Regions from separate parts of the Homo sapiens genome. Here all the other regions are linked to region 2. A link is an interaction called in ENCODE POLR2A ChIA-PET data of the cell type or tissue named here. Cell type or tissue: MCF 10A. All regions are shown on one strand. Each heading gives the region's core, and the rest is flanking DNA. Links, peaks and the distances in the headings are about the cores only. Region 1 has its middle 20 kb from the start of TCP11L2. Region 2 has its middle 20 kb from the start of CKAP4. Region 3 overlaps TCP11L2 (t-complex 11 like 2). Region 4 overlaps TCP11L2 (t-complex 11 like 2).

What was found. Peaks named below come from ENCODE experiments on the same cell type or tissue, not always from the same donor. Only the 100,000 strongest peaks of a DNase experiment are listed, where the experiment ranks them.
Region 1: POLR2A ChIA-PET joins it to region 2 with 17 read pairs; 16 of 35 experiments call an interaction of 5 or more read pairs at or near these places.
Region 3: POLR2A ChIA-PET joins it to region 2 with 12 read pairs; 5 of 35 experiments call an interaction of 5 or more read pairs at or near these places.
Region 4: POLR2A ChIA-PET joins it to region 2 with 25 read pairs; 14 of 35 experiments call an interaction of 5 or more read pairs at or near these places.

The regions. Positions count from the first base shown.
Region 1 is chr12:106,279,767-106,284,965 of GRCh38, reverse strand. It overlaps the pseudogene RNU7-94P. Among named protein-coding and RNA genes, the nearest start is that of TCP11L2, 20 kb to the left of the region's middle. In MCF 10A, for the core only: a CTCF peak has its summit at 2,397 (motif pointing right); a DNase peak (open chromatin) is centred at 2,405.
Region 2 is chr12:106,225,206-106,230,404 of GRCh38, reverse strand. No RefSeq gene overlaps it. Among named protein-coding and RNA genes, the nearest start is that of CKAP4, 20 kb to the left of the region's middle. In MCF 10A, for the core only: a CTCF peak has its summit at 3,410 (motif pointing left); DNase peaks (open chromatin) are centred at 2,644 and 3,374.
Region 3 is chr12:106,333,858-106,339,056 of GRCh38, reverse strand. It overlaps TCP11L2 (t-complex 11 like 2), which reads right to left. Exons shown (of 10, transcript NM_152772.3): 7 at 3,231-3,418; 8 at 2,844-3,025. Among named protein-coding and RNA genes, the nearest start is that of POLR3B, 21 kb to the left of the region's middle. In MCF 10A, for the core only: no CTCF peak of the experiment used is centred there; no DNase peak of the experiment used is centred there.
Region 4 is chr12:106,343,347-106,348,545 of GRCh38, reverse strand. It overlaps TCP11L2 (t-complex 11 like 2), which reads right to left. Exons shown (of 10, transcript NM_152772.3): 10 at 1,543-2,260. The coding sequence ends at 2,016. Among named protein-coding and RNA genes, the nearest start is that of POLR3B, 12 kb to the left of the region's middle. In MCF 10A, for the core only: a CTCF peak has its summit at 2,528 (motif pointing right); a DNase peak (open chromatin) is centred at 2,565.

The DNA of each region.
Region 1 (5,199 bases), core at 481-4,480, 55 kb before region 2:
ATCATGCGGTATCTGTAAGTGACAGGAAATGATTGGAGGGAAATGACAGGACGTGATAACTCTTTTAAAAGAATCACCCTGGCTGCTGTAAGGAGACCAGTTGGAAAGATGTGGCAGCGATTCAGGCTGGAGATGAGGGTGGTTGAGCTGGGGTTGTGCAGGTGGCCTTGTCCCTGTGGACAGAGCGTGCCCTTGAACAGCAGTTGCATGTTGATCCTTTTGAATCACATCCTGGGGGTACACTTTGAGGTGCAGCTTTCTGACTCTCATGCTTGACAATGAGAATGAGATTAGCTGGAGTGGAAACAATTGACGGGTATGTGACAAAGAACATAGTGTCATTAGAGGCTCTCAGGAAAACCCTCAAATGGAAACTAAGACTGTGGCATCTCCTTGTAATTATTTTTCCTTGCCAAGGGAACAGATGGGATGACTGGATGACAAAGACTGCTCTTAAGGAACGCATGCCAAGGTGGCTCTCTCAGTTTACTTTCAGCTTCAAGGAACAGAAATCCAATCTAAACTGGCTTCCACAGTGAGGAAATCACCTCACATAACTGGAAGTGCAGGATTCAACCGGGAAGTTCAACTGGGATTCTGCTCGCTTGAATATTTTTATGTGCATCTCTTTATAGACAGAGCCCCCTAACCTGCTTGACATTTTCTTTTTTTCCTAACACTTGTCTTCTAGCATATGATGCAGTGTATTTACTTATTCTGTTTATTAGTGCTGTATTGTTTATTCTCACTAGAATTAAGCTCCATGAGTGCAGGGATCATTGTTTTGTTCACTAATGGATCCCAAGTGTCTAGAAAAGTGCCTGACACTTAATAAATGTTTGTTGAATGAAAGAGTAAAAGGGTGAAACATCTTCCCTTGGATTCCAAATGAGGAAAAAGGAGGGTCACCATGATCCTACAATTTCTCCCGTGGGGAATTCGATAAAAGGAAACTCTCCATTTATTGGAACAATTTCCTTATGGCCCCCAAAGGAACAAGACTATAAGCTGCAAACCAAACCCCTTTGTCATTTGTTCCCCAACCACTAATTGAGGAATACCAGGTTCAGGATGGTTCAAATGACCTTCAGGTTTGCCCAAGTGGTGGATGTTAGTTGGCAATGTATTTGATCAAGATTAAAGAGTGTGTGGTTCCTGGTTGGGCACGGTGGCTCACACCTGTAATCCCAGCACTTTGGGAGACCGAGGTGGGCAGATCACCTGAGGTCGGGCGTTCAAGACCAGCCTGACCAATATGGAAAAACCCCGTCTCTACTAAAAATACAAAATTAGCCGGCGTAGTGGCGCATGCCTGTAATCCTAGCTACTCTGGAGGCTGAGGCAGGAGAATCGCTTGAACCCAGGAGGCAGAGGTTGTGGTGAGCCAAGATCACGCCATTGCACTCCAGCCTGGGCAACAACAAGAGTGAAATTCCGTCTAAAAAAAAAAAAAAAAACAAAAATAGAGTGTGTGGTTCCTTTGACTGGTCTCAGCCCCTGAACTTTATGCCTTGACAACAGCATTCCTAACTCTGGCGGGCCCTACACACATGGAAAAAAGAAGCATGCAGTGCCACTCCCTTGAGACTGTGGATGTAGTTAGTTCTTTTTCTTTCAATATCTGCCTATTAACCTTACTTTACTATGTTCTGGGCACTGTGGAAGACGCTGGAGAGAGGATAATGACCAAGAGACGGTTCTGGTCCTCAAGCTTAGTGATGGGGTTCAGGGAGGCAGCCAGTTTAGCACAGGAGACAAACATATAAACAGATAATTATAATCAAACGTTATGGGTTTGGCATTAGAGGTATAGTGGGAAGAGTGATCAACTCCATGTGAGGGAAAAGGCAAAACTGCAGGGAGTGGGGGGGGGGCGTCTGTTAAGTAGGGTTCTAAAAGCTGAATAGGAGTTTGCCTGGCAAACATGGAATGGGAGTGGGCAGAGTGATACTCCAGGGAGAGAAAATAGCAGGTGGCAGTGTTACAGCTCTTTTACAATTTGTGTGGCAGGTTTCCCGGTTTTTACCAGAAAAATCTAAAGAAAAGAAAACAACAGGTACAAATATATGGATGTGGGAAGCAGCACTGTGTGTTTAACGAACTACAATTGGTTATGTATTGCTAGGGTACAAAGTGCTAGGAGGAGAAAATTGAGGCTGGAGAGGTGGGCAAGGGTCAAAGTATTCCTGCTTTGTATACTCTGCTTAGAGGTCTATGTTTGTTTTAGGTGACGCGTTTTCATCATGAGAGTGAGAAGATCAGATTTGTATTTAGAAAGATCACTCTGGCTGCCAGGGACAAGATGGATTTGAGAAGGGCAAGCTAGAGACCAGGAGATTCTAGAGAGAAAAATACTAAACCTAGGTAATATCTCACATTGACCACCAGGTGGAGCAAGTAGGCCAGGACAGCTCGGTTGCAGGCTGCTGGGGTAAGGAGGAAGGATAGGGTAGGAGAAAGCGCCAGCATGGGACTGATTCATAAGTTGGGTGTTCATAACTCTGGGAAGATCTGTAGTGAAGCACAAACAAGAGGCTACCTAAATGTCCACAAATAGAGGACCCACTAAATATCACAAAGCATTCACACACTGAATTCCCAGGCTCCAGCGAGGTAGATCTGTACGTATACACATGAAAACAAGCCCAGGTGAAAAAAGCAAGTTATAAAATACTGTGTACACTATGACCCTGTTGCGTAAATGTCTAGAAAGATGATCATAACATTAATATCAGTGGTAACTTTTGGAGAGCATTTTGGAGCTATTGAGTGTGTGTGTGTGTGTGTGTGTGTGTGTGTATTTGTCTTGGTCTGTTTGGGCTACTAGAATAAAATACCAGAGAATTAGTGACTTATAAATGCTAGAAGCTTATTTGTCACAGTTCTGGAGGCTGAGAAGTCCAAGATTTGGCAACCGGTGAGGGCAACTTCCTGGTTCATAGAGGGCACCTGCTTGTCGTGTCCTCACATAGCAGAAGGGCTGATGAGTCTCTTTTATAAGGGCACTAATCCCACTCATGAGGACTCCATCCTCTTGACCTAATTATTTCCCAAAGGTCCCAACTCCAAATATCACCTAGGGGGTTAGGAATTCAACATATGCATTTTCGGAGAACATAAGCGTTTAGTCCTTTGCAGTGTGTGTGTGTGTGTGTGTGTGTGTGTGTGTGTGTGTTGAATTTTGTCAAAATATAGTTGACATACAGTATGCTGGATATATTTAAAGTGCGCAGTTTAATACATTTTGACAAATGTATACACCTGTGAAGCCATTGCCACAATCACAATAATGAATATATCCATCACCCCCAAAGGTGTCTTTACTGCCCTTGAAAACCCTCCCTATCATCCTTTTCTGTCCTCCATCCCCAGGCAATGGCTGGTCTGCTTTCTGTCACTAACAGTTTGCATTTTCTAGAGTTGTATATAAATAGGATCATTCAGTATGTACTATTTTTGGCCTTGTGTCTTTCATTCAGCAATATTAATTTGAGGTTCATCCACATCGTTAAGGGTATAAATAATTAATTCATTTTAGTTGCTAAATAGCATTACATTGTATGGCTGTATCACAATTTGCTTATCCATTTATCTGCTGATAGACATTTGGATTGTTGAGGGTTTGGGGCTATTATGAATAATGCTTCTCTGAACATTTGTGTTCCAGTCTTTGTATTTGCACATGTTTTCATTTATCTTGTGTAAATATGTACCTAGGAGTGGAATGGCTAGGTCATATGGCAGGTATACGTTTAATTTTGTAAGAAACTGCCAAACTGTTTTCCAAAGCAGTTTTACCATTTTACATCCCAGCAGCTGTATGTGAGTATTCCAGTTTTCCTATATACTTGCCAATATCTGGCATGGTCAGACTTTTAAATTTTAGGTCTTCCAATGGGAAATTTTTATTTCTTTAATGACTGATGATGATGTACATTTTTTCATATGCTTATTTGCCATCCATAGATCTTCTTTGGTTAAGTGTCTATGCAAATTTTTGTTGGCCATTGACATTTACATTTTACTTTATACTTCCATAAAGTTATACCATTTTTACAATGACCATATGTCTCTTTTATATTTAAAAACATCAATTTAAAATATCTCAACCCAGAAGACATCAATAACTATGATTTGAACTTTAAACTTACTAGCAGTATATTATGCTAAGGTGAAGGCAAATCTTGATTATATCATTAAAAGATAAAACATTTGATTTTAACATCTGGTTTCAAATTATTAGAAATAACCTCAAAACCAATGCAATTTTTATTTCCATAGATTATTACGTTTGAGAGATATCATGAGTTTAGACTCAAATGAACCTGGCTTCAAATTCCAGCTCTTTTACTTATCAGCTGTGCAATCTTCGGCAAATTCATTTTTGAAATCATCAAGAAGCAAGGCCAAAAATAGTACACATTGAATGGTTCTATTTATATATAATTCTAGAAAATGCAAGAGCTTCTTCCATTTTCTTCTTTTAGAAATCTGACATATCATTTACTGCATAGGTTCATTTTGAGGTTTAAATTGATATTATATTTAACCAGTCAGCGCAACAACTAGCATGTAGTATGTACTCTACAAATATTAGAGCTTCTATGACAAGACAGTTTGATTGTCTTGGCAACCAAATTGCTGCATGCTCAAAATTCAAGCTAGTCGGTGAAATACAGCACAGTCACAGTATTTTGTAAAGGAACTGTTGAAACCGTTGTCAAGGCAGGCAACATCCTTTGTGATAACAGAGATCTCTCCCTTACCCCATTTATTTTTAAAGACTCTGAAAGAAAAGCTCTGGTTTGCGTTTGGTTTTGAGGAAACAAACAAACAAACAAACAAAAACAGGTACAGGAAACTTAGGTTGAAATGGACTTTTTGAGCATCTAGCACATATTGGCTTTCTTTGTAGAACCCTCAGTATCTTCTGTTGCTCAAGCCACCAAATGATCTTGCAGATGCTCATGGTACCCTGCAGGATGGTTCAGAGGTAGTACAGAGCTACTGTTTTACATGTTTCAAATTGGAGTTATTGTCAAGTTAGTGTTATTTGGGATAGTGTCATTCATAAATGCTGTATATTACATAATGCAGTGGAAGAATCATGGCAGTAACAGGGGCAGGAGGCAGAGAAATTCTAGGGGGACAGGGGTGGGTCCCCAGTGAAACCTCACCTTCAAGCCAAAAAAACAGCCT
Region 2 (5,199 bases), core at 627-4,626:
CGTGCTCCTCAGTCAATACCCTCTAACCTAACCACTATTCTGCTATCACCATAGAATATTTTGCCCATTTTTGAATTTTGTAGAGATGAAATCATACCATATAAGACTTGGTATTTCTTTTAAAAAATGACAGCTTTACTGAGATAAAATTCACATACCATAAAGTTCACCCTATTAAAGTGTACAGTTGTTTTCAGCATATTCACAGAAGGCTGGAAACATTCCTATCTGGATGAATCTTGCCCAGCCATATATTAAAAAAAAGTGTGAGACATAGTAGGTGTTCAATAAAGGGCAGCTGTTTGAGAACATACTGACTTCTGAACTGGACACTGCATTTGTCCTGATGGTCAGTAACTCAGAGAGAAAAAGAGAGGGTGAGGTGTAGTGGACGTTTTCTTCGTCATACCCCTCTGACTGGGTTCACAGAGGGAGGACCTAAAACCTCAGAGGCAGAGGGTTGAATTGCCCTTCCCCGTCTTCAGGATGTGTTTGGTCAAGGGATTGATTCCACCTACTGTCATTTATTATAAACTGGGTGCTGAGCTGCATTTGCTCAGCGGAGATGAGATGAAAGATGAAGTCTTCCTCTTTGAGAGGCTCCCAGCCAAACAGGGGACACAGACATGTAAATGGCACCATAATCACATGCAGGGTGACCTGTGCAGCGGTCAAGGGACCACATGAGGACTGCTGGGTCCTGGACATGTGTTGTTGCCTGCCCAGCATCCAGTCCTCCTTCATTTGGTGACCACTTCTCTGTTTTCTGTTAGGGAATCACCCCTTCCCCACTCTCAGTCCATTTGGCTTTGATGAGACTGACTGGGCTGAGTGCATGACCCAGGTTTGGCCAATCAGAAATCTGGTTTGACTTGTGCAGGAGGAATACAGGTCGCCATCCAGTCCATTGACTACTGCTGGAACTTTCTGGAAAGGGATGCTTTCTGCCCACCGGGACTGCCAAGCTGGATAAATGCCCAGGGCTGCTAAAGGCCACCACATGTGCAGAGTCCACTGAGAATGAGGCCAGCATAGAAGAAAACAGAACCAAGAGTCGGCAAAACACAGGTTCCTGAGGACATAGTTTGAACACCCAGGTCACTTGTGCTAGAGGCCATGTGTGTCTCCACAGAGCCCCTGAACACCACTGTGTCCCCTTTCCTGCGCACAAGGCGACATGCAGCCGTGGAGAGAATGGGCACAGCAGCGCCGCTTACGAAGAAAGAAAAGTGGAAACACCGAGAAAGTAGCTACAAGATCAGTAAATCCACTATCACTTGTTCATACAATAGACCTCAAAACGACAACAAAAAGGAAGAAATCCTAATCTCATATATCGTGGGGATGAATCTCACAACTAAAATGCTGAGTGAAAAAATAAGCTGCAGACAAAATACACAGTGTGACACTTCAGAAATTCCTTAATTCTTAAAACTAAGACATTTTACCGTGTAAAATAATACTATACATTGTAGTGAAAGTACCAAGAAATGACTAGGAGACCGAATATCCAAATTCAGATCATTTGATTTCTTAGGCTGAGTGGAGGCTACCTAAGTATTCATGATATCACTCATAATACATTTTTTCTCCTTTCAATATTTTATTATGAAAATTCAAACAGCAAAGTTGAAAGAATTGTCCAGCGGACACTCATATATCTACTACTTAGATACTATAATGAACACTTTGCTATGTTTGTGTATCACATATATATCCATCTCCCCATTTTTACAATTTTTTTGAACAGTGTCTTGCTCTGTTCAGAAAAATAAAAAAATATGGGGAGATGGTATATATATATGTGATATATATACGTCCAGGCTGCAGTGCGGTGGCCGATCTTGGCTCACTGTAGCCTCTACCTCCCCAGCTCAAGTGATTCTCCCACCGCAGCCTCCCAAGTAGTAGCCGGGACTAACAGGCGTGCACCACCACACCCGGCTAATTTTTGTGTTTTTGTAGAGACAAGTTCTTGCCTTGTTGCTCACTCTGTTCTTGAATTCCTGGACTTAAGTGATCACCTGCCTTGGCCTCCCAAAGTGCTGGGATTACAGGTGTCAGCCACCATGCCTGGCCTCCCCATATTCCTGATATCTTTTCATAGGTCAGAAATATTTTGTAATTAAACTTTTTTTTTTTAAAGGGGAAGAAACACATAGAGAAAAGCTTATACTTTTAATAGTTAAACTAGTACAGGTCAGAAAACAAATGACGCCTACATATATTACGTGAAGTGCTGCATTTACGCATGATTACTTTTCATAGTAATGATAGCTAAGTAGCCATGTGACAGGCCTTAGAAAGCTAAGGCTGAGAGAAGGCTCTAATCTAATTCTGTTGTTTTACAGATGGGGAGGCTGAGTCTCAGAGAAGTTGTTCACCCAAGCTCATACACTAACTGGCTAAGAAGACAGGGCCTAATTTCTTCTCTTATCCCCCACAATTTGTTTTGGCTCCAGGCCTAAGCACAGATGCAAAATGCTCAGAAGTAAGCGAAGAATCAGGGCAGTTGAGTTGCTGCAGGCAGCAAAACCCACTCTTGGCAGGAAGGGGTGTGGCAGCCTGGCCTTGCTGTGCAAGCCCCCGCGTGTGGCAGCGAACACTCAGGAGCAATACCTGTTGGGTAATGGGGCTGTGGGGAAATCCCGGCCTGTGTTCAAATAGCTGGTGATGTTGTGTTGAAAGAGGCATTACCAACTGGGTGTGGCTGCTGGTGTGAGGACACATCCTGTCCCACAGAGTCCTTCATGGAAACTCAGAAGGCTAGGTCTTTTTGTTTTCTTCCATTCACGGGTATGATCTTGGTTTGCACTCCAGGACGGAGTTCTCACATGGTGTGACAAGAACAGCAGGGATGGGGGAAGTCACCTGGAATCAGGACTCTGGTCCGAATGCTGGCCTGCCGGGCTGTGCTGCCTAGGATAATTCACTTTCCTTCTCTGGGCCTCCATCTGTTTTCCCATCTGAAAAGTGAGGGGAGATAAAGTAATCTTCATGTTCTCTTCCAGATCCAACTTTCCTTGACTTTAACCATTGCACAAGAGTCTTTTGGAGCCTCGGGTGGGCAGGAGGAGGCCTAAGGGAAAAAGGACTAGACAGTGAGCAGATCTCTAGGGGCCAGGGTGGCTTCTGTCTTAACCAAGGGTCTGTTTGTAGCTCCCATGGGGGCCGGCACACACTGGGTCACAATTAATGTTTTCTCATTTATTGGGGTGAAATGGGGAATGTTGGCCGGGCCGGGCTGACATCTTGGATAACCTCATGTGAAGACTATTCACTTTCAGAAGATGCCGGGATGCACCAGTAAAAAATCCAGAGCGGCTCAAGCCCCTGAACTTTCAGCTGGGGAATAGCCCCAAATCAGCTGACTGTGGCAGTAGGAACCCAGAGAACATAATTGAAGTGAGAATTTATTGCCATCTAGTGTCAGAGTCAGGGATCACAGGAATGATTTCTTCATTTTTCGCTCTTGTTCCAGAAAGGGGATAAAATCCAATTGTACCATTAAAAATACCAGAGAAATCCACTATTTAAAAGACCTATGTGTGTATTTCTCTGTGACATGAATGCTTTTGTAATGTGTATACTATCCTACTAATTAGCCCCTTTTGAAAACTTAGGTAATAAAGGGTTTTGTTTAATATGAATCTTTTGTTAGTAGAAGTTTAGATACCGAAAGACCTTTATCGTTCCTATGTCAAGCTAGTTAAGAAGTGCGCAGTGGCTCACGCCTGTAATCCTAGCACTTTGGGAGGTCAAGGTGGGCGGATCACGAGGTCCGGAGATCGAGACCATCCTGGCTAACACGGTGAAACCCCATCTCTACTAAAAACACAAAAAATTAGCTGGGCGTGGTGGCACGTGCCTGTCATCCCAGCTACTCGGGAGGCTGAGGCAGGAGAATCGCTTGAACCTGGGAGGCGGAGGTTGCTGTGAGCTGAGATCACAGCACTGCACTCCGGCCTGGGCAACAGAGTGAGACTCTGTTTCAAAAAGGACAAAAAAAAAAAAAAGTGCAAGTGGCGCCCTTTAAATAAGGCAAGTCAAATGTTGGATGCTTAGTCCTTCACTTAAGTAATAGTCACCCATAATTGTGTTTTGTGTTTGATGTCATGCTTTAGGTGGAACACATTTATCATCTCGCTTACCCTGACGATTATCCCAGGGAGTAAAAGTGGTTGTCTCTGATTTACTGATCAGACACTAAGAAATGGTCATTAATTTGCTCTGGGAGCACGCAGTCTGTGGTAGCAGCAGGACTCGGACTCTGTTTGTCTCTAATAAGGCCTGCTTTTTGTCTGTTAAACCATACTCCCTTTCCCATAGTAATAAAATCAGCTTCCCATAATGTCCCAGGATACAACTATGTACTTGTACTGTGTGTATAGTACTGGTGGTTAAGACACTGGGTTCTGGCCAGGTGCAGTGGCTTGTGCCTGTAATCCCAGCACTTTGGGAGGACAAGGCAGGCAGATTGCTTGAGCCCAGGAGTTCGAGACCAGCCTGGGCAACATGGCGGAAAACCCCATGTCTACAAAAAATATAAAAATTAGCCGGGTGTGGTGATGCATGTCTGTAGACCCAGCTATTCAGGAGGCTGAGGTGGGAGGATTGCTTGAGCCTGGGAAGTCAAGGCTGCAGTGACCCATGACGGCAGCACTGCCCTCTAGCCCAAGTGAGACCCTGTCTCAAAAAAAAAAAAAAAAAAAAAGATAAGAAATTGGATAAGTTGAGTTTTTGAGCCTTACTATTTGAGTTCCCAGCCATGGCATATTCTATCTGTCTGACATCGGGACAGTTACTTAAGTGCTCCGTGCCTCAGTCTCCCCACCTATAAATGCAAATGATGCTAATGATAGTGCCTACTTCATAGGGTTGTTGTGAGGCTTACTCCATCTGAGGTGCTTAGAACAGTGGCCATGACAGTGAAGTGCTCAATAAATAGTACTTAGAAATTGACTAAATGCAGGGAATTTGAAATGCCAGGCTTGTGAAATGAGCCCTTCTATTGTTGGCCTGCAAAATGTGAGTTTAGAATTTTTTTTTTGACAGGGTCTTACTCCATTGCCCAGGCTGGAGTGCAGTGGCATGATCATAGCTCACTTGCAGCCTTGACCCTCCGGGCTCAAGCGATCCTCCCGCTTAATCCTCTCTTGTAGCTGGAACCACAGGTGCACACCGCTACACCTGGCTCGT
Region 3 (5,199 bases), core at 541-4,540, 110 kb before region 2:
TCTCCTGCCTTAGCTTCCTGAGTAGCTGGGACTACAGGCATGCGCCACCATGCTCGGCTAATTATTTTTTGTATTTTTTGTAGAGACGGGGTTTCGCCATCTTGGGCAGACTAGTCTTGAACTCCTGACCTCAAGTGATCTGGCTGCCTCGGCCTCCTAGAATGCTGGGATTACAGGTGTGAGCCACCGTGCCCAGCCTGAATGGCTATTATTAAAAAGTCAGAAAATAACAGATTCTGGCAAGGTTGTAGAGAAAAGAGAGCACTTATACACTGCTGGTGGGAATGTAAATTAGTTCAGCCACTGTGGAAAGCAGTTTGGAGATTTCTAAAATAACTTAAAACAGAACTACCATTCAACTGAGCAATCCCATTACTGGGTTTATTCCCAAAGGAATAGAAATCACTCTATCAAAAAGACACATGTACTCATATATTCACTGCAGCACTATTCACAACAGCAAAGACATGGAATCAACCTAGATGACCATCAATGGTGGACTGGATAAAGAAAATATGGTATATGTACACCATGGAATACTATACAGCTGTAAAAAGAATAAGATCATGTTCTTTGCAGCAACATGGGTAAAACTGGAGACCATTATCCTAAGCAAATTAATTCAGAAACAGAAAACCAAATACCACATGTTCTCGCTTATAAGTGGGAACTAAACACTGAGTAAACATGGACATAAAGGGGAACAACAGATACTGGCTCCTACACTTAAAGGTGGAGGTCTGGAGGAGGGTGAGGGTTGAAAAACTAACTATGCTCACTACCTGGGTGATGAAATCACTGGTACACCAAACCCCAGTGACCCTCAATTTACCCACGTAAAAAACCTGTACATGTGCCCCTACACCTAAAATAAAAGTTGAAAAAGGGAAAAAAAGCAAAAATCAATTAATCAATAAATCCTCTTTCAGCTCTTCAAAAAAAGTTGTCTTAGCATAAGCCATGCCTTCTACTCACAATGAAGAGGGAAAAACTCCTTCTAGTTTTCAAGATGCATCATCAAACCCAATATAAATGACATCTTGGTCTATTATTTAGTACTATCCCTTTTTTTAATACTATGAATGCTATTGCCCCATCCGTAATGAGGATAATTGAGAATTGATTGTATTGATTTCCTAACACAGGAAAAAAATTTAAACAATGAAACAACCAGATAAACAACCAGATACAATTATAAAGAGGATGATTTAATGACTAGTTATTAATAGCTAGCATTCATTGAGTACATATTACGTGCCACACATCTGTACCTGAATCATCTTAAGTTCTCACAACTCCAAGGTAGATATTAATACAATTATTATTCCCTTCTTACAAGTGAGGAAGTCAGGCTCATAGTAATTTGAGAACATATTCAAGTGTTCATAATAAGTCAGTAGCAGAGCTGGGATTTAAACCCTGGTCCATCTGACCCGAAAGCCTGTCTTCTTAGTAACCACTTTCTGTATACTTTATAATAACATTTCAGCAGCACTGGGTATTCCCTAAAGGCTTAATAAATAAAAGTTTCTGGAAAGTAATGACTACCCATGCAGGGAAATCATAAGATAAGACCAACTGCAAAATCAGAGGTTTCCTTTCATTATAGGTCTTGGTCCTGGAATATTAATGAGCATCAGAATCAGGAGAAAGGTCAGATCAGGGCTCAGTCCTTGGTCTGCCCTTTTCTGTTTGCAGCCCAAGGCAAATTCTATTCTATCTGTAAGCTTCAGTTCAAAATGAGAAGTTGGATTCTGTAACTACATGGGCTCCTTTTGGCTCTTAATAGTCTAGGATTTCATCAAGTAATTTATATGCTCTCTGAATAATAGGTGGGAGGATGAGAAGACAGGTGCATTTCCCTTCAATTACAGGAATAAAGAGGACATGCCTCTGAAGACACCTGAAAGGGGAACCAGCAGAAGCTGATCCATAAGAGACCCATAGAACCATCTGGCCATTCACCAAGACTAAGAATTTCTGACTTAGATAGGAATTCCTATTGGATGATGTAAATGCAAAATCTAAATGGGATTCTAGCATTCATGAAGGTGTAATACTGGAGATAAATTTAGCAAAAACCAAAATCTTCACTGGACTGTGTCACATCTCTGAAGGGCAGAATTGTCAGCACTTCTGAAGACTTCGTAGCAAGGTGGATTTGTGAAGTCAGTAAACATTTCACTGCAGAAAAATGATGAAGTCAGAACAACTGGAGGAAAGCCCTCTTCAATAGCACAATTCTAGGGAGGCCGAGATGGGTGAGTCATGAGGTCAAGAGATCGAGACCATCCTGGCCAACATGGTGAAACCCGGTCTCTACTAAAAATACAAAAATTAGCTGGGCGTGGCGGCGCATGCCTGTAGTCCCAGCTACTTGGGAGGCTGAGGCAGAAGAATTGCTTGAACCCGGGAGGCGGAGGTTGCAGTGAGCTGAGATTGCGCCACTGCACTCCAGCCTGGTGACAGAGCGAGATTCTGTCTCAAAAAAAAAAAAAAAAAAAAAAAATTGCGCAATTCTAAACATCAAGCTTGGCAGATTTCTGTGTTTCATTTGTTTTTTTCCAAAGCACTGTCAAAGAAAAGCTGTTGTACACATTCATTGTAAGTGGAAATACTACACTCACCCTGGCACTTGTCATGGAAAACACCTCTCCCTTCCTATGAGAGGACATCTAAGCCTTCAGAGATATTAAAGGAAATTCTAGAAAAAGGTGTAAGATAAGCTTCTCTAAAGCACAGTCCTGAATCTCACATCCAGATGTCCAAGGTCATTCTTGTTCTCTGAGACACATGCAGAGCCTTAATACAAGAGGGAGCAGATGCAAAAATTTGGAACTTACTCTTTGTTCATGCCTTCAAGTAGAACAGCTGAAATCCTTGTTAACCTGCTTGCAAGCTCAGGCAGGCCTCCTGTAATAGCACCCACCATGTTGTTGGTAATTAGGGACAGGCAGGCAATAATTTTCAATTGATTCAGCTTTTCTGTTAGTTCCTGAAGACGTGCTCCATCTGTCATAAGTGTCTAACATATTTATTTAAAATATAAAAATAGAAAGGGTAGCTCAATAGCATGAAAATACAAAACAGGCAATGTCATTTCCAAATTCCCATTTTTATCTGATTTTTGTAAAGTCATTAAACCACATGAAACACAGACCAGATGATTCAAAGTTAGAACTTAAGAATAAAAATACTGGGAAATTTGGGTGAAGAACAAAACCACTCACCTCTGGTAATTCTTTTTTCTGATAATCCCACTGTAACAGTTTCAAGTAACTATTATTTAGCACCAAAGTAGGGCTCAGGCTTGGCTTGGAGGTATTTTCGGCCCCAGGAGTTAAAGCACTCTCAGAAAGAGAAAATAATTCTTCATTTACAGATTCTTTTATCCATTCTGTAGTCTGATCAAGAGCACCTAAGAGTGAAAAGGCCACATATTTGTTCTACAGCTGATTGATCCCTTCACTGGTGTATTCCACTTGACAGATGCTGTGTTGGGTGCTGGGCATGAATGAGAAGACACAGCCATGCCCTGCAAGGAGTTTACAGTCCAGATGGAAAGGCAGACCTGTAAACTAACAATTATAACAGAGTACAATGAATGCTAGTAATTGTGGGAAAGAGGCTGTCCAGGAAAGAATCTAAGAGGAAGAGCTCTGTAAGTGCTCTGGAAAAGACAGCATATGGCACATTCTAGATGTCACATTCTGGATGCCACAAACAAATCTGTATTGCTGGTCCATAAAGAACTAGGGGTAAGAGGGTTGTAGCAAATGGCATTGGATGGGTGGTTAGAAGCCAGCCTTGAGTTTGTGCAGAGAAGGTATTTAGAGAAAAGGCATTAATTTTCACACATTTTTGGTAAAAGGTGAAAGATTTATACAATCTGAAGAGAAAATAGAGTATAATTATTACACATTTTTGGGTCTTGGACCACTTTTAATAACTAATTGGAGATATGCCTTTCCCAAAGTGAATGTGCACAATCACGTGCACATGTCCACAAACAATTGTCATTCTCTCTTACCAGATTGACAGTCCCCAGGTTACAAACACCAGCGATGGGAATGGGGAGTTTTGAATAATATTATTTTCTTTCTTTTCTTTTTTTTTAAGACGGGGTCTCACTCTGTCACCCAGGCTGGAGTGCAGTGGGGCAATCTCAGCTCACTGCAACCTCCACCTCCCATGTTCAAGCGATTCTCCTGCCTCAGCCTCCTGAGTAGCTGGGACTACAGGCGTGCACCACCACACCCAGATAATTTTTGTATTTTTAGTAGAGATGGGGTTTCACCATGTTGGCCAGGATGGTCTCAATCTCCTGACCTCATGATCCACCCACCTTGGCCCCCAAAAGTGTTGGGATTACAGGCGTGAGCCACTGCGCCCGGCTGAATAATATTATTTTCAACATGGAACCTGTATGATCAGATATGTATGTCAGAAAAATTGCTTGGAAAGAAAGACTGAATTAGTGGAGGGAGAGTAAATTATTGCAGTGGTTCAAACAAGAGAGTGAATGGATAAGGGCAGTGGAAGTGAGGGGTAAAGAGGGAAAAAGTGAGAAATATTTAGGGGGAGTACCCACAGGTCTTGGTGACCACTTACATGTAGAGAATAGGAAAGGAGTATTCTAGGATGACTCCCAGATTTGCACCTTGGACATCTGAATGAATGCCTGTGCCATCTACCAAGATACAGAATATAGGCTAGAGAGGTTCTGAAATAAATCCTTCCCATAACCTTTCTAAGGCCACCACCTGGTTGTCAAATCCAACAAACATGTCCTTCCTACCTTTTTTAAACATCTCTGTAATACAGACATCTCTTAGTACAGCCCTCCAGAAACTCTTTCCCTGGCTTTTCTGACACCACTTTTTCCTGGTTTCCCCTAGCTGTGCTTCTGCATCTCATACTTGGGTTGAGAAGACAGGTGCATCTCCCTTCAATTACAGGAAGATGTTCCTCTGCCTGTTCATTAAATGTTGATACTTCCAAGCACTCTACCCAATCCCCACTGATTTGGTACTCTTCAATCTCACTAGACCATCTTACTCATTCCTGTGGTTTCTATTTCCGCCCATACCCCATAAGGCTCCTAAATCTGTATCTATAGCCCTCACTTCTCTCCTGAGCTTTTGATTTCCTCATTTGTAGAACGAGCAAGTGGGAGGAGAGTCATTAAATATGAAGTTG
Region 4 (5,199 bases), core at 476-4,475, 120 kb before region 2:
ATTCACACAATCATTTCCTAGAACTTCATAAAATAATGAAGTAACACCGTAATGGTGAAGGTTGTGGTGAGGAAAAGAAGGTTGGGGAAGAAAGGAATGCTTCTTTTTATTTTCTACCCACTCGACCTCACCAAATTACTAGGGCTCAATTGAGTCCTTAGCAAACAAAACAATCAAAAATGTATTTTATGCAAATGAAGCTCTTTTTAGACCAAGTACCTCCCAACTGCAGTGCTTCCCGCAGCACTCCAAGAAGAGTAATTCCAGGATAAGCAGATTTCTCTAAAGTCTCAGTGGCAACTAGTGCCCAACTTTGCAAGGTTTGATTTAACGCTCAAGAATGGCAAATGAGGCCGGGCGCAGTGGTTCACGCCTGTAATCCCAGCACTTTGGGAGGCTGAGGCGGGCGGATCACGAGGTCAGGAGTTTGAGACCAGCCTCACCAATGTGGTGAAACCCTGTCTCTAGTAAAAATACAAAAATTAGCTGGGCATGGTGGTGCATGCCTGTAATCCCAGCTACTCGGAAGGCTGAGGCAGGAGAATCACTTGAATCCGGGAGGCAGAGGTTGCAGTGAGCCGAGATTGTGCCACAGCACTCCAGCCTGGGCAATAGAGTGAGACTCCATCTCAAAGAAAAAAAAAAAAAAAAAGAATGGCAAATGAGGCCGGGCATGGTGGCTCACGCCTGTAATCCCAGCACTTGAGGAGTCCGTGGTGGGTGGATCACGAGGTCAGGAGTTCAAGACAAGCCTGGCCAACATGATGAAACCCTGTCTCTACTAAAAATACAAAAATTAGCTGGGCGTGGTGGCGGGCGCCTGTAGTCCCAGCTACTCAGGAGGCTGAGGCAGGAGAATTGCTTGAACCCAGGAGGCAGAGGTTGCAGTGAGCTGAGATCACGCCACTGCACTCCAGCCTGGGCGACAGAGTGAGACTGCGTCTCAAAAAAAAAAAAAAAAAAAAAAAAAGGCAAATGATAATGATCCTTAGGAGGGCATCTTGGTCATAACACGGTAAAGCTTTCATCAGCACAAAAGACATCTGGTAGTTAAGTTATATGGGTAAGAAATCCAAAGTTTAACTGTTTCTTTTTCAGATATGAACTTCATGGAGAATGGGATCTCATTTTATCATTGACTCCCTTTCTTCTTCTTACAAGTAAACCAAATGAGCCCTGCCTCACATAAAAATATTAAACTCTTATATAAACCTTATCAATGGCCTGAGAACTGCAAGGACATTCACTAAGAGATTTGTGCAAAAATTGTTTTTCTTGGAGAGCAGACTAAATTGTAAGAAGAAACAAACTTCTAGAATAATTTGAGAAGGGAGTTGCTTCTATTTTCACTAAACAAACAAGGGAGGTTTTATCTGAAGTTTGTATATAGCATGAAAATGTACTTAATACATTAAAATTCTAAATAAATACTGACCATTGGTATTATAAAGTGTGATTTGGTACATTTGTGGAATTTGAGGACTTACTTTGAAAGTTTCTATTAACACATTAATAAAATGTAATTGTACATTTCAAATACAATTGTGTTTACTTCACATCATTTATTCAGAACATCAGTTCCCTCAGTTATTGTCACAACCTTCAACCCTTTAAGGAGTTGTACCAAAATTAAAAACCATTAGGTTTGATAATAACAAGTGAGAAAAACAACTCCTTAGGGGTTAAATGTCATAAGCCAAATATAAATGGTTAAGAAAACATTTACAAGTATTATATAGGTAATATAATTAATTACAAATTGTTTTCTGTTCATTACAAATATTTGTTTTAAACTTGAAAATGATGCACAAATAGGGTCTATGTGATGTTTACGTCTTCTGAGGGTCTATGTGATGTGTGTGTCTTCTGTAATGCTAATATTACCCATTACACAGATTTGGGCTAATACTGCACCACAGTACTGAGAATGTGCTGGATCTCTAATGCCATCAATGGAAGTGGACTGGATACCAAAGTACTGGATTTCCAATCTCTCGTCCAATGTCAGTTCTTCTTTAGTTAGTAGGAGGTGAAGCATCTACCTTCCCCATGGCTTCCTCATTGAAGAGCAGCTTTCGAAGTATATTTGCATAAAATGGTCCATACACTTGTTTGTTGAGATTCACAATGTTTGCATATTGAGAGCCTAGGGCTTCTAGCTCCTGCTGAATGACAGCTAGGCCTCCTGGCATAGGAGGCATGCATTTTTGAGGGCTTGGAAGACAAAGTAGCCTTCTCATGTAAAGCTTAATTCGTTTATCTGAAGGGGAAAAAAAGATACTTTTATCTGTCCATTATTAAAGTACATAATTTTTAAAAACAAGAACAAGTAATTGTAGTAGGTTGACTGCAATAATGTTCCCAATTCTTTACCCCTCCCTGCACCCATCCCCTTTCCAAGGTAGCTTTGCAGTTCCTCCTATCAAAGCTGGAGTGTGTTTTTCCCATCCTTTCCATCTGGGCTGGCCCTGTGACTTACTTTGGCCAATACAGAATGCGGTGGAAATGCCAGAGTACCAGTTTCATGCCTTGGCCTCAAGAGGCCACTCTTGTTCATGTCCACCGTCTACCTACTACCGCCATGAGAATAGGCCTGGGCTTGCTGGAGGATGAGAGACCAAGGAGAGGGAAACCCAGCTGTTCCATCTGAGGCCATCCTAGACCAACCCATAGCCAACCAGCATTCAAACACCTGAGAAAGTCCAGCCAGGATCAGCAAAGCTTCCATCCTGAGTCACAGCTGAACCACAAATACATTAGTGAGTTCAGCAAGACCAAAAGAGCCACCCGGTCGCCTCACAGACTGGTGAGTAATAATAAATGCTTATTTTTTTTAAGCTCAGGAGTTTTGTGGTATTTTGTTATGCAGCAATAGCTGACTGATAAAAAAAAAAAGGCAGAGCCCTATTTGGGGGGAATCTTCTACAAAAGTTAATCCTAAATGTTCATGATTATAATTACATACACTAAAGCTGAGTTTGTAAACTGGCATTGCCAGTCTGGCCCATGCAGTGTCTTTTTTAAAAACAGAAGCCATTTAAAATCAGGAGATTTCACATAGAAATCCATATTTCTGCTTTCTCTTGAAAAATCTAGAGATCTGGCAAACTTGGGGGCCCAAATTACCACATGGCAAGGGGGACCACACATCTAGGTTTCCCCAGGACAGTCAAAATTTACACCTGTTGTCCTGGCATAATTTTAAAAAGAGACTCTCAAAAGTACCCTGGTTGAACAATAAATTACATGGTGCCAGGCGTAGTGGCTCACACCTGTAATCCCAGCACTTTGGGAGGCCGAGGTGGGAGACTGATTGAGCCTAGGAGTTCGAGACCAGCCTGGGCAATATAGTGAAACTTCATCTCTACAAAAAAAATTTAAAAATTAGCCAGGCATGATGGTGTGTGCCTGTAGTCCCAGCTACTTAGGAGGCTGAGTTGAGAGGACTGCCTGAGCTCATGAGGCTTCAGTGAGCTGTGATCATGCCACCACACTCCAGCCTGGGCAACAGAGGGAGACTCCATCTCAAACATAATTAATTAATACTAAATAAGTTACAGGGTACTTCACACATGGCCAAGAATCAGGAGACACTGAGGAAGGGACATCCCAACCAGCACACCATTGTGCCACCTTCCCTGCCCTTCCTGCATCACTGCCTCAATGTATTTGACTTTGAGACGACTACACAAAAGCATAGAAATGCATATGGAAATCAGGCTGCAATAGTATAGGACAACTATTAATAATACTGGACAGAAAAGACCTGCTATAGCTCAGGCTGCTCCAAGGGCTTTCTCTGGCTTTGGGAACAGAAACCTCACCAATAAGAAGGTTTACTAAGGAAAATATGCCACATTGAATATAGACAACTATGATACTACTAAAATTCTTATCACCAAAGAATGCTCACAAAAATCATACATTCCAGCTAGGTCTGACCTAGAACTTGTTTCCAATGTCTATGTCTTAGAATTCTTTCCTTTTACTAGAATGCCCTTCAATCTCATCTCATTTCATCTCATCTCTGCCCAGAATCAGAGGCATCCTTCAATGTCGTGCCAAAAGTTACCTCCTTTCTGTGACTTTCCTTAGCATCTGTTACCAGACTATCGTGACATATGATTGCCAGTTGAGAAGGTGTCTCTCTCCCTTCTTGGACAGTGGACTCTCTGAGCGTGAGGTTTATATCTTTTTTATCTTTATATTCTTGGTCTGTCATGTGACAGACACATTGTAAATGCTGACTGAACTTAAGTGAGAATGGACTGAAAAGAGTCTATAAAGATAAATAACGAACTGAAAACCGTGGCAGCCAGGGGAAAATGGGGACTGAAGAAGGCAAACAAAGGTGACTTAAGCCTTATCTGTATTTTTTTTCTTTTTTTATATATAGACAGGGTCTCCATCTGTTGCCCAGGAGAGTCTCAAACTCCTGGCCTCAAGCCATCCTCCTGCTTTGGCCTCCCAAAGTGCTGGGATGACAGGCATGAGCCACCGTGCCTGGCCTTTGTCTGTAATTTTTCTACAAGGAGAAATTATTGTATCACCTGTGCAACTGAAATTACTTGTTAAAAGTGTAGATGGCAGGCCAGGCACAGTGGCTTAGGCCTGTAATCCCAGCACTTTGGGAGGCCAAGGTGGGCGGATCACGAGGTCAGGAGTTTGAGACCAGCCTGGCCAATATGGTGGAACCCCGTCTCTACTAAGAATACAAAAAAAATAGCTGGGCTTGGTGGTCCGCACCTGTAGTCCCAGCTACTAGGGAGGCTGGGGCAGAAGTATTCTTCTTGAACCCAGGAGGCAGAGGTTGCAGTGAGCCAAGATCACACCACTGCACTCCAGACTGGGCGACAGAGCAAGACTCCATCTCAAAAAAAAAAAAAGTAGACGTAGGCATGCAAATAATTTACACAGCAGGTAATCCATAATTTTTACTTAGTATGTATTCGACAGAAAAATCCCTTTCTAATATCTTTTCAAAAGGTTAAGAATTGTAATGGGAATTGGGGATTATGATCCCTTCAGTAAATAAATAGCGCATCAACTGAGAACAAAAGAAAGCATACTGTGGGTACCCTTAGCAGAGGAAAACCATGGCCAACACTGATCAAGCCCTTCTCAGGTTCCAGGAATCTCTCTGTTTAATTTATTCTAACTCCTCTGCAGGCATACATTTAGAGTTAACTGTGTACTACT